Linked DNA regions of Homo sapiens: region 2 is linked to region 1. Evidence: chromatin loops called from intact Hi-C (ENCODE). Cell type or tissue: heart left ventricle. All regions are shown on one strand.

Region 1 (8,000 bases):
TGCACATGCATTCATACATCCATTTTTCACAAAAATGGGAACAGACTATACATCCTACTTTCAAAACTTGCTTTTGTACCTTGGCAATAATATTGCCGATACTTTTGCATGAGAGAATACATACAGCGAACTCACTCTTTTTTCATATTAAATACTGTAACATTTCATATTTAAATAATTTCATTAGAGAATAGTTCCTAAGATTGTAAAAGAATTCCCAGATTTCCCAAATGATCTTAACTTTTATTACACTGCTTTCTCTGTGTGTGTGTGTGTGTGTGTGTGTGTATACACCCATATATATACATATATATCACTGTGTTTTTTGGAACTGTTTGAAAGTGAATTTCACATGATATTCCTTTAACCCAAAATAATTAGTGTCTATTTCCTAACAACAAGGACTTTTATAATATAATCAAAGTAGAATAAAAGCCAGAAAATTAACAATACAATAGTATTATCTAATCTACAGTTAATTTAAATTTTGCCAAGTGTCCCACTAATGTCCCTTATAGCAAAAGATAAGAAAAATGTTTCCCTTCAAGTCCAGAATCCAGACTAGAATCAAGGGCTGCATTTTGTTGTCATGGCTCTTTAATCTTCTTTAATCTGAAGCAGAACAGCACAGTCTCTTCTTTCTTTCATGACTTTGACATTTCTGAAGATTTGTTTTGGAAGATCAGTTATTTTGTAGACTGTCCCTCAATTTGGGTTTGTCTGCTGTCTCCTCATTAAAAAGTTCATGTTATATATTTGGGAAAGGAACACCAGAGAAGTAATGTGTCCTTCTCAATGGATCACATCAGAAGGAACCTGACGTCTATCTCTCATCACAGTATTGGTGATATTTACTTCGACTGCTTTGTTAACATGGTGCCTATCAGGTTTCTCCACTGTAAATTACAATTTTTTTCCTTTGTAGTTTTAAGTATCTTGTAGGGAGATACTTTAAAAAAAAATTATGCTTTTCCTCAGAATTTCACCCACTAGTTTTGTAGCCTCTAGTGGTGACTCTTGCCTGATGGTTTTCTTGGTGGTGATCTTTTAATTTCACGATTCTACATTTATCACTTTATATTACACTAAGGTAAGACAGTTTCATTTTCCATTTATTGATTTTTATCAGTATGGACTCATGAATTCTTATTTTATTCTATGGATGATCATTCATTTCTATCATTGTTTTATGCCCCAAACCTCCACTCCTGATCCTGTATTCTTCAAGACGTCCCTATTTTTCTTCCATCCCTTCCTTACTTTCTGGCATAGCCAAGATGGCCTACACCCATCTGGTACTTTCCCTGCACCAACTCTGGCAACAGTTATTTTTCTAAGGAGCCCTAGTTCCTTTTAATGGAGACTGGTTATTTACAAACTACCATTTCAATAGTAGGTTTATCTTATTCTTTTCAGTATTACACACTTAAGGGCATTTTCCTAAATGGCACAGTAATAATCAGTTACCCACTGGTGAATGTCAAGACTGTTCACAGTTTTTCAATATTACAACAGGAAAAAAGAAATATTGTACACATATTTTTGCACTTATTATTTAATTTTTACTGGGTAAAGTTCCAGAAGCATATCTGTGGATCAAATTCTACATTTTGAAAAATGTCTCCAAAGTGCATTCCAAAGAGCTGTACCAATTTACACTACCACAAAGAGAGTCCCAGAGCTTATAACTTGATCTTTGCCAAACTATTACTACGGCAGATTATTGGTCTTCCTGAATTTTCCCAATTATATAGATGAAAAGTAGTTTTATATTTTCATCTGTTTAATGGCCATTGGTAGTTTGTGAGCTGATCTGTAATAACCTTTGTTCCCCCTCCTTTTGTTTTTTTTGAGACAGGGTCTCACTCTGTTACCTAGGCTGGAGTACAGTAGTGTGATCACAGCTCACTGCAGCCTCTACCACTCAGGGTCAAGCAATCCTCCTGGTTCAGCCTCCCAAGTAACTAGCGCTACAGGTGTATACCACCACACCTGGCTAATTTTTAATTTTTTTATAGAGATGGAATCTCATTATGTTGTCTAGGCTGCTCTTGAACTCCTGGACTCAAGTGATCCTTTCTCCTTGGCCTCCCAAAGTGCTGGGATTTTTTTTATTTTTATTTATTTTTTTTGAGACGGAGTCTTGCTCTGTTGCCCAGGCTGGAGTGCAGTGGGGCGATCTTGGCTCACTGCAAGCTCCGCCTCCCAGGTTCACGCCATTCTCCTGCCTCAGCCTCCCAAGTAGCTGGGACTACAGGCGCCCACCACCACGCCCAGCTAATTTTTTGTATTTTTAGTAGAGACGGGGTTTCACCATGTTAACCAGGATGGTCTCGATCTCCTGATCTCGTAATCCTCCCACCTCGGCCTCCCAAAGTGCTAGGATTACAGGCGTGAGCCATCGTGCCCGGCCGGAAGTGCTGGGATTACAGTCGTAAGCCACCATGCCCAACCTGTATCTTTTAAAAAAAGTTAAAACCTGGCTGGGTAAAGCGGCTCAAGCCTATGATCCCAGCACTTTGGGAGGCTGAGCCAGGTGGACCGCTTGAGCTCAGGAATTTGAGACTAGCCTGGGCAACACGGCAATACCCCATCTCTATAAAAAAAAAAAAAAAAAAAAAAAATTAGTTGGGCATGGTGGTGTGCATGCGGTCTCAGCTACTCAAGTGGCTGAGGTGGGAGGATGGCTTGAGCCCAGGAGATGGAAGCTGCAGTAGGCCCAGAACATGCCACTGCACTCCAGCCTAGGTAACAGAGCCAGACCCTGTCTCTAAATGATGAGCCCAGGAGGTTGAGGCTGCAGTAAGCTGTGACTGTGCAAATGCAGTCCAGCCTGGTGTCAGAGGGTAACCTTTTCTCAACAAAAGATAAAACCTTTTAATTCTATAAAATTTCAAGTATATAAAAGTATAGATAGAAAAGCATAATGAAATTCCATGTACCCATCATCCAGGTTCAACTGTGATCGCCCTGGCTTTGTTTTTCCTGAAGTATTTAAAGCAAATCTCAGCATTTTACTTGTAAATATTTCAGTATACAAACATTTATATCTAACGGACAACTCTTTTTTTTTTTTTTTTTTTTTTTTTAATTTTAGACAGAGTCTCGCTCTGTCACCCAGGCTGGAGTGCAAGGGCACGATCTCAGATCACTGCAACCTCTGCCTCCTGGGTTCAAGCAATTCTACTGCCTCAGCTTCCTGAGTAGCTGAGATTACAGGTGCCCGCCACCACGTCCAGCTAAGTTTTGTATTTTTAGTAGAGACGGGGTTTCTCCATGTTGGCCAGGCTGGTCTCAAACTCCTGACCTCAGGTGATCTGCCCGCTTTGGCCTCCCAAAGTGCTGGGATTATAGGCATGAGCCACTGTGCCTGGGTTTTTTTTTTTTTTTCAAAGAGTTGGGGTCTCCCTCTGTTGCTAGGGGGCAGCGCAGTGGCATGATCATAGCTCACTGCAGCCTTGAACTCCTGGGATAAAGCAATCTTGCCTCAGCCTCCTGAGTGGCTGGGACTACAGGTGCACACTGCCATGGCCGAATAATTTTTTGTATTTTTTATAGAGACAGGGTTTCACCATGTTACCCAGGCTGGTCTCGAACTCCTGCGTTCCAGGTCTGCCTTAGCTTCCCAAAGTGCTGGGATTACAGGCATGAGCCACTGCGCCTGGCCTTAAAAAATGTCTTTTGATCATTCAATATCCAAATAAGATCCATACATTATATCTGATATTATACCTCTTGAGTCTCTTTTAATGTATAACAGACCAAGCTCCTATTTCAAAATGCCATCTATTCAAGTAACAGGGCCAATTTGTCAAGTAAAATGTCCCACTGGTATCAGGTATCAGGTAATTTGTTTTTGTTTCTTCTTATATTTCCCATAAACTAGTAGCTAGGGTTAGAGGCTTGAATAGATTCAAATTTCGGTAAGAGTATATCATAAGTAATGCTGTGTACTTCCTTCTATACCACATGAAGAGGTAAATAATGTTTGGCTGGCCCACTTTTAGTGATGTTACAACTGATCAGTGGATTCAGGGCTGTCTCTCTAATTCATCCATTTAAAATACCTCTCAAAATTTTTTTTTAAAGTGAGCAGTTTCTCAACCAAAACTTTTTAATCTAATATTTTTAGGATCTGCTGATGATTTTCTGGCAATTTTCTAATTCTACCATTGCTTCTGCATTTATTAACTGGATTATTCTACAGAGAACATTCCCTTATCAACTATTTGGTTACATTAATATATAGTCATATGGGAAAGGTAGGATAAATGCTTATTTTTCTTCACCAAATTTTAGATCTAGTTTATCTTTTTAAGTTAGAAAACACTTTTTTGAATACGCAGAAGTTAGCAAATAATATTTAAACACTGATTCTTTTTTTCCTCCGTCTTTTTTTTTTGAGACAGAGTTACACTCTTGTTGCCCAGGCTGGAGTGCAATGGCACGATCTTGGCTCACTACAACCTCCACTCACCTGGGTTCAGGCGATTCTCCTGCCTCAGCCTCCTGAGTAGCTGGGATGCATGCTACCACCATACCCGGCTGATTTTGTATTTTTGCATGTGCCACTACACCCAGCTGATTTTGTATTTTTAGTAGAGATGGGATTTCACCATGTTGGTCAGGCTGGTCTGAAACTGGGTGATCCCCGTGCCTCAGCCTCCCAAAAAGTGCTGGGATTACAGGGGAGAGCCACCGCGCCTGGCCCAAATTCTTTTATTAATCTGGCTGACGGGATTTCAAATTCAAGCCTTATAAGTCAATCTTAGGTAACAAAAATGTAACGTTTCAAAATGATAATGAACAAAACCATCTTACCTGGACAATATTGTCTACACTGCTAAATTCTACACACTTCTGTCCTCTCTGGTGATCACAGTAATATTTGTTTTGTTTCCACTGCGGGGGTGAGTGGGCACAAGATTGTGGATTGTTTGGTACACTGAGCTGCATCATCACCATCCCCCCACCAGGTGGCGGTGGTGGTCCAGCTGAAAATCAGAATTTAGGATGCTATAGTCAGAATATTTTAGCAACTAGTTGGTGTTTCTGAACACTAGGATAACAGTAGTAATTTTACATTTCTGAATAAAATTTTACTATTAACTAAGAAAACCAGGTTGAAGCCCTAGTGCATCACACTACAAGTATTGTGTGTTTAAACAGGCATTAAGATGGACTCTGTAGGCCTAAACATCTCACTTATCATAAAGGTAATTTGGAGTAAACAGGAACAGCTGGAAGAGTAATGACAGAAGGCATAGGAAATAACCCTAGAGAGTATCAATACTTCTGAGAAAGGAGAATCAGGATAGTACTGTGATAGCAGCAGTAGAAGGAAAGGAAGAAGTGGACTGCACATGTTAACTATGATTCAGTACAGCACCCTCAATATTGTGGGTGTATTTCAGCACATCACAAATTGAGAAGCTTTTTGTAGAAATGCCTAAGGAAAGTAATCGAACTATTTCTCATATGAACCAATCATCTTATTTTCACTGATTTCTTTATACCTGTACATTGGTGGCCTTGAAGCTGCTGGGAACTGCATGGTGAAGTGGTTCGAGGAAATTGTACTTGTTCTGATCCTGGATGTTGCAGGTAACCTACTGAAGAGCTATGGAAAAAACAAAAAAACAGCATAATGAGAGGAGGATGACTATAAACATTCTTGAATGGGCTGGGCGCGGTGCTCACGCCTGTAATCCCAGCACTTTGGGAGGCCAAGGCGGGCGGATCACGAGGTCAGGAGATCGAGAACATCCTGGCTAATACGGTGAAACCCCATGTCTACTAAAAATACAAGAAATTAGCCGGGCGTGGTGGCAGGTGCCTGTAGTCCCAGCTATTCAGGAGGCTGAGGCAGGAGAATGGTGTAAACCCAGGAGGCAGAGCTTGCAGTGAGCCGAGATTGCGCCACTGCACTCCAGCCTGTGCGACAGAGCGAGACTAATTACTAAGAATAGAGGAAACAACAGAACATGTTCTGACATAGTTAACAAAATATTGACAAAAATTAAAGGCTATTAGTGTGAAACCATTAAGTTACTGCTGTATTTTTGAACAGTTAGTTTTTTTTTTTTTTTTTTTTGAGACAGAGTTCTGCCCTGTCACCCAGGCTGGAGAGCAGTGGTACGATCTCAGTTCACTGCAACCTCTGCCTCCAGGCTTCAAGCAATTCTCCTGCCTCAGCCTCCCAAGTAGCTGAGATTACAGGTGTCTGCCACCACACCCGGCTACTTTTTGCATTTTTAGTAGAATGGGGTTTTGCCATTTTGGCCAGGCTGGTCTTGAACTCGTGACCTCAAGTGATCCTCCTGTCTCAGCTTCCCCACATGCTGGAATTACAGGTGTGAGCCACTGCACCTGGCCTGAGCAGTCTTTCAGACTCAAATTAATATGGGGTTTGTCATAACATTATCTCTGAAGTTTTTTCTAGAATTTTTTTATAATAGTTAAAAACCACAGAATGATACTATTCTGAGAATTCATGAGTAACTGAGAGCCATAATTTATATCTAAAACTCTATTGTCTTTGTCATTTTAAAAAGCTGTCTTACAAAAACAGTATTTCTTAATTTAGTTGGAATAACTTTTTGCACCTGTGTCTCGTATAATTGCATTAAACTTTATACAAAACTACTGAATTACAGAGAATACAGGAAGACATGTTAAATGACAGTATGATGACGCAATCGGTAAAATCCAGAATATGGGAAACTCTAAGACAAATGTGTAAAAACATAAGCAATATTTGCGGGGCAGAAGGAAATACAAATATTAACTGGATATTTGATGTAATTAATGAATTAACCTCAATATTTTAAGATATAAAATGATATTATGTGGGATTTAAAAAATCCTTCAGGGATACATATGCTGAAATACTCATGGATATGAAATACTATGATGCCTGGGATTTATTTCAAACTAATATTGGAGGGAGAAGAGGCAGAGATTTATATGAAAACAGATTAGTAATTACATAATTGGTGATGGGCATATATGGGTTCAGTATACTTCTGTTTATATTTATATATGTTTACAGATTTCCATAATAAAAAGTTAATTCTGTCTTTCAGGCTGACAGTTAATAAGAATTAGTAAAGCTTTATGCCTTTTTAGGGGCAGTAACTCAGAGCGGTTCAATAAAAGGGAAAAAGAGATATAAAGGGAGGATTTAATAGAAAGTGATTTTGGATCATAAGTGAAAACAGTACTTTCTGAAATTTATGTTAATTATGGTTGTAATGTGTAATATAAGTATTAGCTACCTGTGGAAATAATACAGCTTAAGTCTGTAAATGTGCCGAAATTGAGGAAAACAGAAAGGTCCCCAGAGGTGGAAGGTTTTTTAGGCTCTGTTCTAACCCATGTGAACAGCTCTCCTGAGCCATGCCCCTCACTCTGATCTTGTTTGCTAAGGTCTGAGACATGTGGGTGAAAGCAAGCCATCCTGCAAAGGGAAGGGAATACTCAGGTCGGTCACTGAAGTAAGCAATATAGCCCATACTCTACTAAATTACAAACTGCGATTTCATTTTACCACTCTAGTGGGTTTCTAGCACTAGATTACCCGTTAGGTAAATGAGTAAGAATCAAGTTTTAGAATTATGTAAATGAGTTCCAGGCCTCTACTTATCTTCTGAGAGACGTATAGATAATTCAAGGGACATAGACTAGGCAATGAGACACCCTCTTAAATCACTTAAACACTTTAGAAAAAAGAAAGCACAGAAGTCAGTATTTACACTCTCTCTTTAAAAATACAAATATATTATACCAGAGATGAATCAGTTCTATAGTAATTTCACAAGTTTCTCCTCCTTTGGAAGACAGGAGGGAAAGAAGGACTTTTAAAGTAAAGCACCAGGCCTAGTCATTCAAAGTTGATATCCTACCCTTTAACAGAAAAATGAAACATCAATCTCAAATAATCCCATTTATCCCCAAACTTCCTGAAAAGTCCTGACATAAAACTATGAATGGGCCAGCCC
Region 2 (8,000 bases), 720 kb after region 1:
CTAGTTTAAACAACTGTTGGGAGACACTTATACAAGAATATTTTCACATTTCTGCACAGTTCAGGCTTTCTAAGCAAAAAACACTAGGAAACTAAGTTAAAAGATGACTGAATGTCAGAAACGCCTCCGAAGTTAGTGTATTGCTCCAGAGAAATTTAGAGGCTGATTTTCCCAAAAGCTGTTTGCTTATATTCTAGGGTAATAAAACATAGAGTCATCTTTCTCCTGGAGGCATTTGCTTACAATTCATAGTAAAGTGCTCTCTCCTTCTCTGGAGGGAAAGATGGGCTAAAGTGCCACCACCCAATATACCACCTGAGTCTCATCATTCCAGAGCTCCCTCCTGTGATGCAGCTCTGCCAGCTGTGCAGGTCAACACCCGGCTCTCATCACGTTGCCCTGTGAGGAACTGGGTTGTGGGGAACTGGCATTACAATGTTCTGTGAGTGATAAATGGTCTGCTCTCTGGTCCAGAGATCTCAGGTTTTCTGTCAGAATAGAGATATAAATATAAAACAGCAACCCCTGCTAGTGGCAGCAGCCTGAAGTTTTGTGTGATGATTCCACCTCTGTGTGAATTCCACAGGGGAAACCTCCAATTTCTACAACTTTTCCTCAGACCCCTTAGCATCTGTATTACTCCATCCCCAGACTCTGGCTTGAGACTGTTTTCTTTCTACTACTAAGAATATCCAGTTATTGTTTTTCTTGTTGTAGAGTTTTCGACCTCTCATATGAAGTACAGTGGCCGAAGCATCAAGGTAAGATTAGTGCTAGCATTTTTGACTTGAGAATTAAAACCAAACAACTCTATTCACTAATTTAGAACCAAATCCTCAGCAATTACACTTGACCCTTCAACAATGCAGGGGGTAGGGTCACTGATGTCCCCAACACAGTCAAAAATCCACACATAAGCTTTGATTCCCCCAAAACTTAGCTACTAATAGCCTACCGGTTGTTTTGTTTTGTTTTGTTTTGTTTTGTTTTGTTTTTTGAGACAGAGTCTCACTCTGTCACCCAGGCTAGAGTGCAGTGGTGCAATCTCGGCTCACTGCAAGCTCCGCCTCCCGGGTTCACGCCATTCTCCTGCCTCAGCCTCCCGAGTAGCTGGGACTACACGCACCCGCCACCACGCCCGGCTAATTTTTTGTATTTTTAGTAGAGACGGGGTTTCTCCATGTTAGCCAGGATGGTCTCGATCTCCTGACCTCGTGATCCGCCCGCCTCGGCCTCCCAAAGTGCTGGGTGTTCTGTTTTGTTTTGTTTAGAGACAGGGTCTCGCTATGTTGGCCACGTTGGTCTTGAACTCCTGGCCTCAAGCAATACTCCCCCTTAGCCTCCCAAAGTGCTAGGGTTACAGATGTTAGCCACCGCACATGGCTGCAGTAGCCTACTGTTGACCAGAGCCTTATAGATAACATAAACAGTTGATTAACACACACATTTTGTGTTATATGTATTATATGCTGTATTCTTACAATAAAGCCAAGAAAATAAAATGTTATTAAGAAAATCATAAGGGGCCAGGTGTGGTGGCTCACGCCTTAATCCCAGCACTTTGGGAGGCCAAGGCGGGTGGTTCACGAGGATAAGAGATCGAAACCATCCTGGCCAACATGGTGAAACTCCGTCTCTACTAAAATACAAAACATTAGCTGGGCATGGTGGCGGGTGCCTGTAGTCCCAGCTACTCGGGAGGCTGAGGCAGGAGAATTGCTTGAACCTGGAAGGTGGAGGTTGCAGTGACCCGACATCATGCCACCGGACTCCAGCCTGGCAACAGAGCAAGACTCCGTCTCAAAAATAAAACAAACAAACAAACAAAAAAAAAAAACAAAAAAAGAAAATCATAAGGAAGAGAAAATATATTTACTCTTCATTAAGTGGAAGTGGATCACCATAAAGGTCTTCATCCTCACTGTCTTCATGTTGAATAGGCTGAGGACGAGGAGGAACAGGAGGGCTTGGTCGTGCTGTCACAGAGGTAGCAGAGGAGGAAGAAAATCCACATATAGGTGGACTTGCGTAGTTTGAAGCCCTGTTGTTCAAGGGTCAACTGTATTTCTTGGAAAAACAACAACTCACATATAGTTCCTAGAGTAGCAAATCGTTCCTGGGAAAATTATGCCTTGCCATGTGCAGTGCTTTTCTGGAGTGTTTCTGTTCTTTACATAATGAGCTGAGTAGCTCCCTTAGACATTTTTTTTTTTTTGAGACAGAGTCTCACTCTGTTGCCCAGGCTGGAGTGCAGTTGGCACAATCTCGGCTCACTGCAACCACCACCTCCTGGGTTCAAGCGTTTCTCCTGCCTCAGCCTCCTGAGTAGCTGGGATTACAGGCACCTGCCACCACACCCAGCTAATTTTTGTATTTTTAGTAGAGATGGGGTTTCACCATGTTGGTCAGGTGGGTCTTGAACTCCTGACCTTGAGTGATCCGATTGCCTCGGCCTCCCAAAGTGCTGGGATTACAGGTGTGAGCCACCACACCTGGCCAGACATATTTTAATTTGTCTTTTTTCAACCTATTTAGAAATTAGGCAATTCTTTTCTTTCCCCCAGTGGTGGAAAGATTTTCCTAGCTGTCTAATTTATAAGTTTTTGGAAAGATATTTGCAATTCTTAGTTTCTCAACTACCTGACCCTTCTTTTCCTATGAGCCTTTGAGAAATACTTATGCATAGGTACTGCTTAGCATTGTAAAAGGAGTTTATTGACCTAAAAAATTGTAATGGCTGTTACTAGGCAGATGGTTAAGCACTGGATGAATCTGCCTTTATGTCCTAAGTCATTTTTGAGAAATGAGGAAAATCATCTAGACAGTAAAACTGGGGTCTACACTACATCTCATCTACTTTTAATGCCTAAGTTTCTAGAGTCAGGTTCCATTTCCTTCCTTCTTACACACAGGTGGCAATAGAATGAAAATTAAACATACATTTCTCAATTACTACCCATGACCCATGCCTATAAATATTGTGATATAAATAGGTATTGAATCTGTATACACAGGAAAAGACCACAATGAAAAGAAGCATAAAGTTAAGGAGTTTATAGCTTACTGCCCGCAAAGTTTAATATTATACATTGGGTTACACTGACCTCTACAGGATGATAATAAAAACTAGCTTAGTTTGAAACTAGAGGAGGGCAAAGGAGAAAGGAAAAACTAGCTTAGTTTGAAACTAGAGGGCAAAGGAGAAAGGAAAGCCATCCATTTGCCTGTCATCCACAAAAATGAAATTTTGTACATTTCATTCACAAACTAATTCAGCAAAACGATGGTGAGTAGTTGTGTTTCGGATATGAATTCTGAGTTAGTCAATAACTGGTAATTTTTGAGGTATTTTAACAGCAATTTTAAACTGTTTTCAGTGGGATTTCAAAAATCTTAAATCAATTCTATGGAAAGTAAAAAGAAAAAAGAAGAGAAATAAAATGCTTCTTATCTTAAATTTTTACCATTTACATTATAGGGCCTTCATTTAAAAATATATAACCATGAATATTTACATCTATAATAATCCTGGTTTTAAAACGTGTTGTTTTAAATTGGTTCTAAAAAAAATATTGGGAATGAGGTTTTAATTTTAAAAATTGTGATCTTTCCAGGCATAGTGGCTCATGCCTGTAATTCCAGCATTTTGGGAGGCAGAAGTGGGAGGATTGCTTGAGGCCAGGAGTTTGAGACCAGCCTGGGCAACATAGAGAGACCTTGTCTCTACTAAAATTTAAACATTAGCCGAGCATAGTGGCACATGCCTGCAGTCCCAGCTACTTGGGAGGCTGAGGTGGGAGGATCGCTTGAGCCCAGGAAGTCAAGGCTGCAATGAGCTGTGATTATGCCACTGCACCCCAGCCTGGGTGACAGAGCGAGATCTTGTCTCAAGAAGAAAAAAAAGAATTGTGATTTCCAGGATAGCTTTGAACTTTAAAAGCCTTCCTTAAGAGGATATTATAATCTCTTTAGACTACTTTAAACGAGTTAGCGTGATATTTATATATGTTTCTGCATTCACAGCTTTTTCTGTCTTCCTTTTAGTTCCTTCTGCCACCACTGTCACTCTTGCCCACGCGATCTGGTGTCCTTACTATCCCCCAAAATCACAAGTTTCCAAAAGAAAAAGAAAGAAACATTCCAAGTCTCACATCTTTTGTGCCTAAGCTCTCAGTGTCTGTTCGTCAATCTGATGAGCTCAGCCCATCAAACGAGCCTCCGGGAGCCCTAGTTAAGTCGTTGATGGATCCGACTCTCAGGTCTTCTGATGGCTTCATTTGGTCAAGAAACATGTGCTCTTTTCCTAAGACTAACCATCACAGGCAATGCCTGGAGAAGGAGGAAAACTGGAAATCCAAGGAAATAGAAGAATGTAACAAAATTGAAATCACTCACTTTGAAAAAGGGCAGTCTTTGGTGTCTTTTGAGAATTTGAAGGAAGGCAATATTCCTGCAGTTAGGGAAGAGGATATTGACTGCCATGGTAGTAAAACGCGAAAACCTGAAGAAGAGAACTCTCAATATCTTTCATCAAGAAAGAATGAGAGTTCAGTAGCCAAAAACTATGAACAAGATCCAGAAATAGTATGTACCATTCCAAGCAAGTTCCAAGAAACCCAGCATTCAGAAATAACTCCAAGCCAGGATGAAGAGATGAGAAATAATAAAGCTGCTTCAAAAAGAGTTTCATTACATAAAAATGAAGCAATGGAACCAAACAATATTTTAGAAGAGTGTACTGTACTTAAAAGCTTATCCAGTGTAGTCTTTGATGACCCCATTGATAAACTCCCAGAAGGTTGTAGCAGCATGGAGACAAACATAAAAATATCAATAGCAGAAAGAGCCAAACCAGAAATGAGTAGGATGGTGCCTCTTATCCACATCACCTTCCCTGTGGATGGAAGCCCCAAGGAACCAGTGATAGCCAAACCAAGCCTCCAAACAAGAAAGGGAACCATTCATAACAACCATAGTGTCAACATACCTGTACACCAAGAAAATGACAAGCATAAGATGAATTCCCATAGGAGTAAGTTGGATTCAAAGACCAAGACAAGTAAGAAGACACCTCAGAATTTTGTGATTTCTACTGAAGGTCCCATTAAGCCTACCATGCATAAAACCAGCATAAAAACACAAATTTTCCCGGCTTTGGGACTTGTGGACCCCAGGCCTTGGCAATTGCCCAGGTTTCAAAAGAAAATGCCACAGATAGCAAAGAAGCAATCAACTCACCGGACTCAGAAACCTAAAAAGCAATCATTTCCTTGCATCTGTAAAAATCCAGGAACACAGAAGTCATGTGTTCCTCTCTCTGTTCAACCGACAGAGCCAAGACTAAATTACCTAGATCTTAAGTATAGTGATATGTTCAAAGAAATCAATTCAACTGCTAATGGACCTGGAATCTATGAAATGTTTGGGACCCCTGTTTATTGTCATGTGCGAGAGACTGAAAGGGATGAAAACACGTATTACCGTGAGATATGTTCGGCTCCATCAGGCAGACGTATCACCAATAAATGTCGATCTTCACACAGTGAGAGGAAGAGCAATATCAGAACAAGACTTTCTCAGAAAAAAACACATATGAAATGCCCAAAGACTTCATTTGGCATTAAACAAGAGCACAAAGTCTTAATTTCTAAAGAAAAGAGTTCCAAGGCTGTACATAGCAACCTACATGACATTGAAAATGGTGATGGTATTTCAGAACCAGACTGGCAGATAAAGTCTTCAGGAAATGAGTTTCTATCTTCCAAAGATGAAATTCATCCCATGAACTTGGCTCAGACACCTGAGCAGTCCATGAAACAGAATGAATTCCCTCCTGTCTCAGATTTATCCATTGTTGAAGAAGTTTCTATGGAAGAGTCTACTGGTGATAGAGACATTTCTAACAATCAAATACTCACCACAAGCCTCAGAGATCTGCAAGAACTTGAAGAGCTACATCACCAGATCCCATTTATCCCTTCAGAAGACAGCTGGGCAGTGCCCAGTGAGAAGAATTCTAACAAGTATGTACAGCAAGAAAAGCAGAATACAGCATCTCTTAGTAAAGTAAATGCCAGCCGAATTTTAACTAATGATCTAGAGTTTGATAGTGTTTCAGATCACTCTAAAACACTTACAAATTTCTCTTTCCAAGCAAAACAAGAAAGTGCATCTTCCCAGACATATCAATATTGGGTACATTATTTGGATCATGATAGTTTAGCAAATAAGTCAATCACATATCAAATGTTTGGAAAAACCTTAAGTGGCACAAATTCAATTTCCCAAGAAATTATGGACTCTGTAAATAATGAAGAATTGACAGATGAACTATTAGGTTGTCTAGCTGCAGAATTATTAGCTCTTGATGAGAAAGATAACAACTCTTGCCAAAAAATGGCAAATGAAACAGATCCTGAAAACCTAAATCTTGTCCTCAGATGGAGAGGAAGTACCCCAAAAGAAATGGGCAGAGAGACAACAAAAGTCAAAATACAGGTTGGTATAATTAGAATCCAAGATTCATTGGGGTGGGAAGGACCTCAGAGACAATCTGGTTCAAACCCCTTATTTTCAAATGAGGAATTATAAACCCTAAACAATTAAATAGTTTTTTCAAGGTCTCACTGTTTGATCACAAGGTTGGAAATCAGGTCCTCTGACCCCCAGGCTAAGATGTTTTCATTATATTGACTCCCTTCTGGAATTTAGCTAGCTTGACATTGCAATGAAATCAGTTTGGTTAAATTAATTTAGCAAAACCATTCAAATAGGTCAGTATTTTATTCAATGATGACATTTTCAATCAACAGCATATCATTTCCAACTATCAGCAGATACATAATTATAGGCAAGACATTGCTCTAGGTATGTGAGATAGAAAGAAATGAACATGGCTCCAGAAGTGGCTCACCATTTTGTTCATAGGAAGACATGAAATGTACATTTCTCAGAGCCCCTACACCTGAGCATTTGCTCTCAGATGATTCACTACTTTAATGCAAAATTATTATTGATGCCTACTGTGCTTCTGGCAGTGGGCCAAGAACTAGGAGCATAGTGCTGTACAAGACTCGGCCATTGCTCTCATGGAAGTGTAAGCAAAAATCCTGAAATAAGATTTTTAAAAATTTTGTTTGGCATGAGAGTTGGCATGGAGTGGGGAAGAAGATCAACACATAGTCGGGTTTTCTTTGTTATCGTTTTCACTAAAGTACACAAGCCTCCCAAACTGAAATTTTAAAGACAGAAACAGTAGGTAAACTGAAATATTATTTATTGAACACTAACTCAGGTCATACTGCACTATATCCACACTATATCAGGATCAGGAATAATTTTTTTTTGAGATGGAGTCTTGCTCTATTGCCCAGGCTGGAGCGCAGTGCTGCGATCTCGGCTTGCTGCAAACTCCACCTCCTGGGTTAAAGCGATTCTCCTGCCTCAGCCTCCCAAGTAGCTGGGATTACAGGCACTCACCACCACGCCTGGATAATTTTTGTATTTTTAGTAGAGACGGGATTTCACCATCTTGGCCAGGCTGGTCTTGGAACTCCTGACCTCGCGATCCACCTTCCTCGGCCTCCCAAAGTGCTGGGATTACAGGCGTGAGCCACGGCGCCCAGCCAGGAATAATTATTTTAAATAATTATTGGTCAGAAGAACATACAAGGTAAATAATTATCCCATAGCTTCCTGGACTGTTTGCTAGAGATACTAGTCTGACTTACTGCAAGTCTGGCTTGTGGATGGTAAACTGGCTTCCTGTTTTGGTTACTGTAGATAATGGGTTGATTTCCTGGGTTGGTTGCTGCACATTGTAGGTCAGAGTTCTATTTTTATATATGATCTGGCCATTGTTGGTTTGTATATTATCTCTCAGTACATATGTGTATGTATATATATGATATATATGTGTGCATGATATATATTTATGTTTATGTGTGTGTACATTTGTGTGAACACATATGTGAATATGTGTGTATGAGTTTGTGTGTCTC

Evidence for each region. Hi-C counts contacts between places; a loop is a spot of excess contacts. Peaks named below come from ENCODE experiments on the same cell type or tissue, not always from the same donor. Only the 100,000 strongest peaks of a DNase experiment are listed, where the experiment ranks them.
Region 2: a loop joins it to region 1, with 9 times the contacts of the local background. A loop is called at or near these places in 40 of 110 quality-filtered maps.

Annotation. Positions count from the first base shown.
Region 1 is chr2:135,707,053-135,715,052 of GRCh38, reverse strand. R3HDM1 (R3H domain containing 1) reads right to left here. Exons shown (of 27, transcript NM_001378107.1): 22 at 5,517-5,620; 23 at 4,822-4,994. Among named protein-coding and RNA genes, the nearest start is that of UBXN4, 31 kb to the left of the region's middle. In heart left ventricle, no CTCF peak of the experiment used is centred here; a DNase peak (open chromatin) is centred at 4,962.
Region 2 is chr2:134,984,298-134,992,297 of GRCh38, reverse strand. MAP3K19 (mitogen-activated protein kinase kinase kinase 19) reads left to right here. Exons shown (of 13, transcript NM_025052.5): 9 at 718-761; 10 at 4,045-6,498. Among named protein-coding and RNA genes, the nearest start is that of MAP3K19, 59 kb to the left of the region's middle. In heart left ventricle, a CTCF peak has its summit at 3,118 (motif pointing left); no DNase peak of the experiment used is centred here.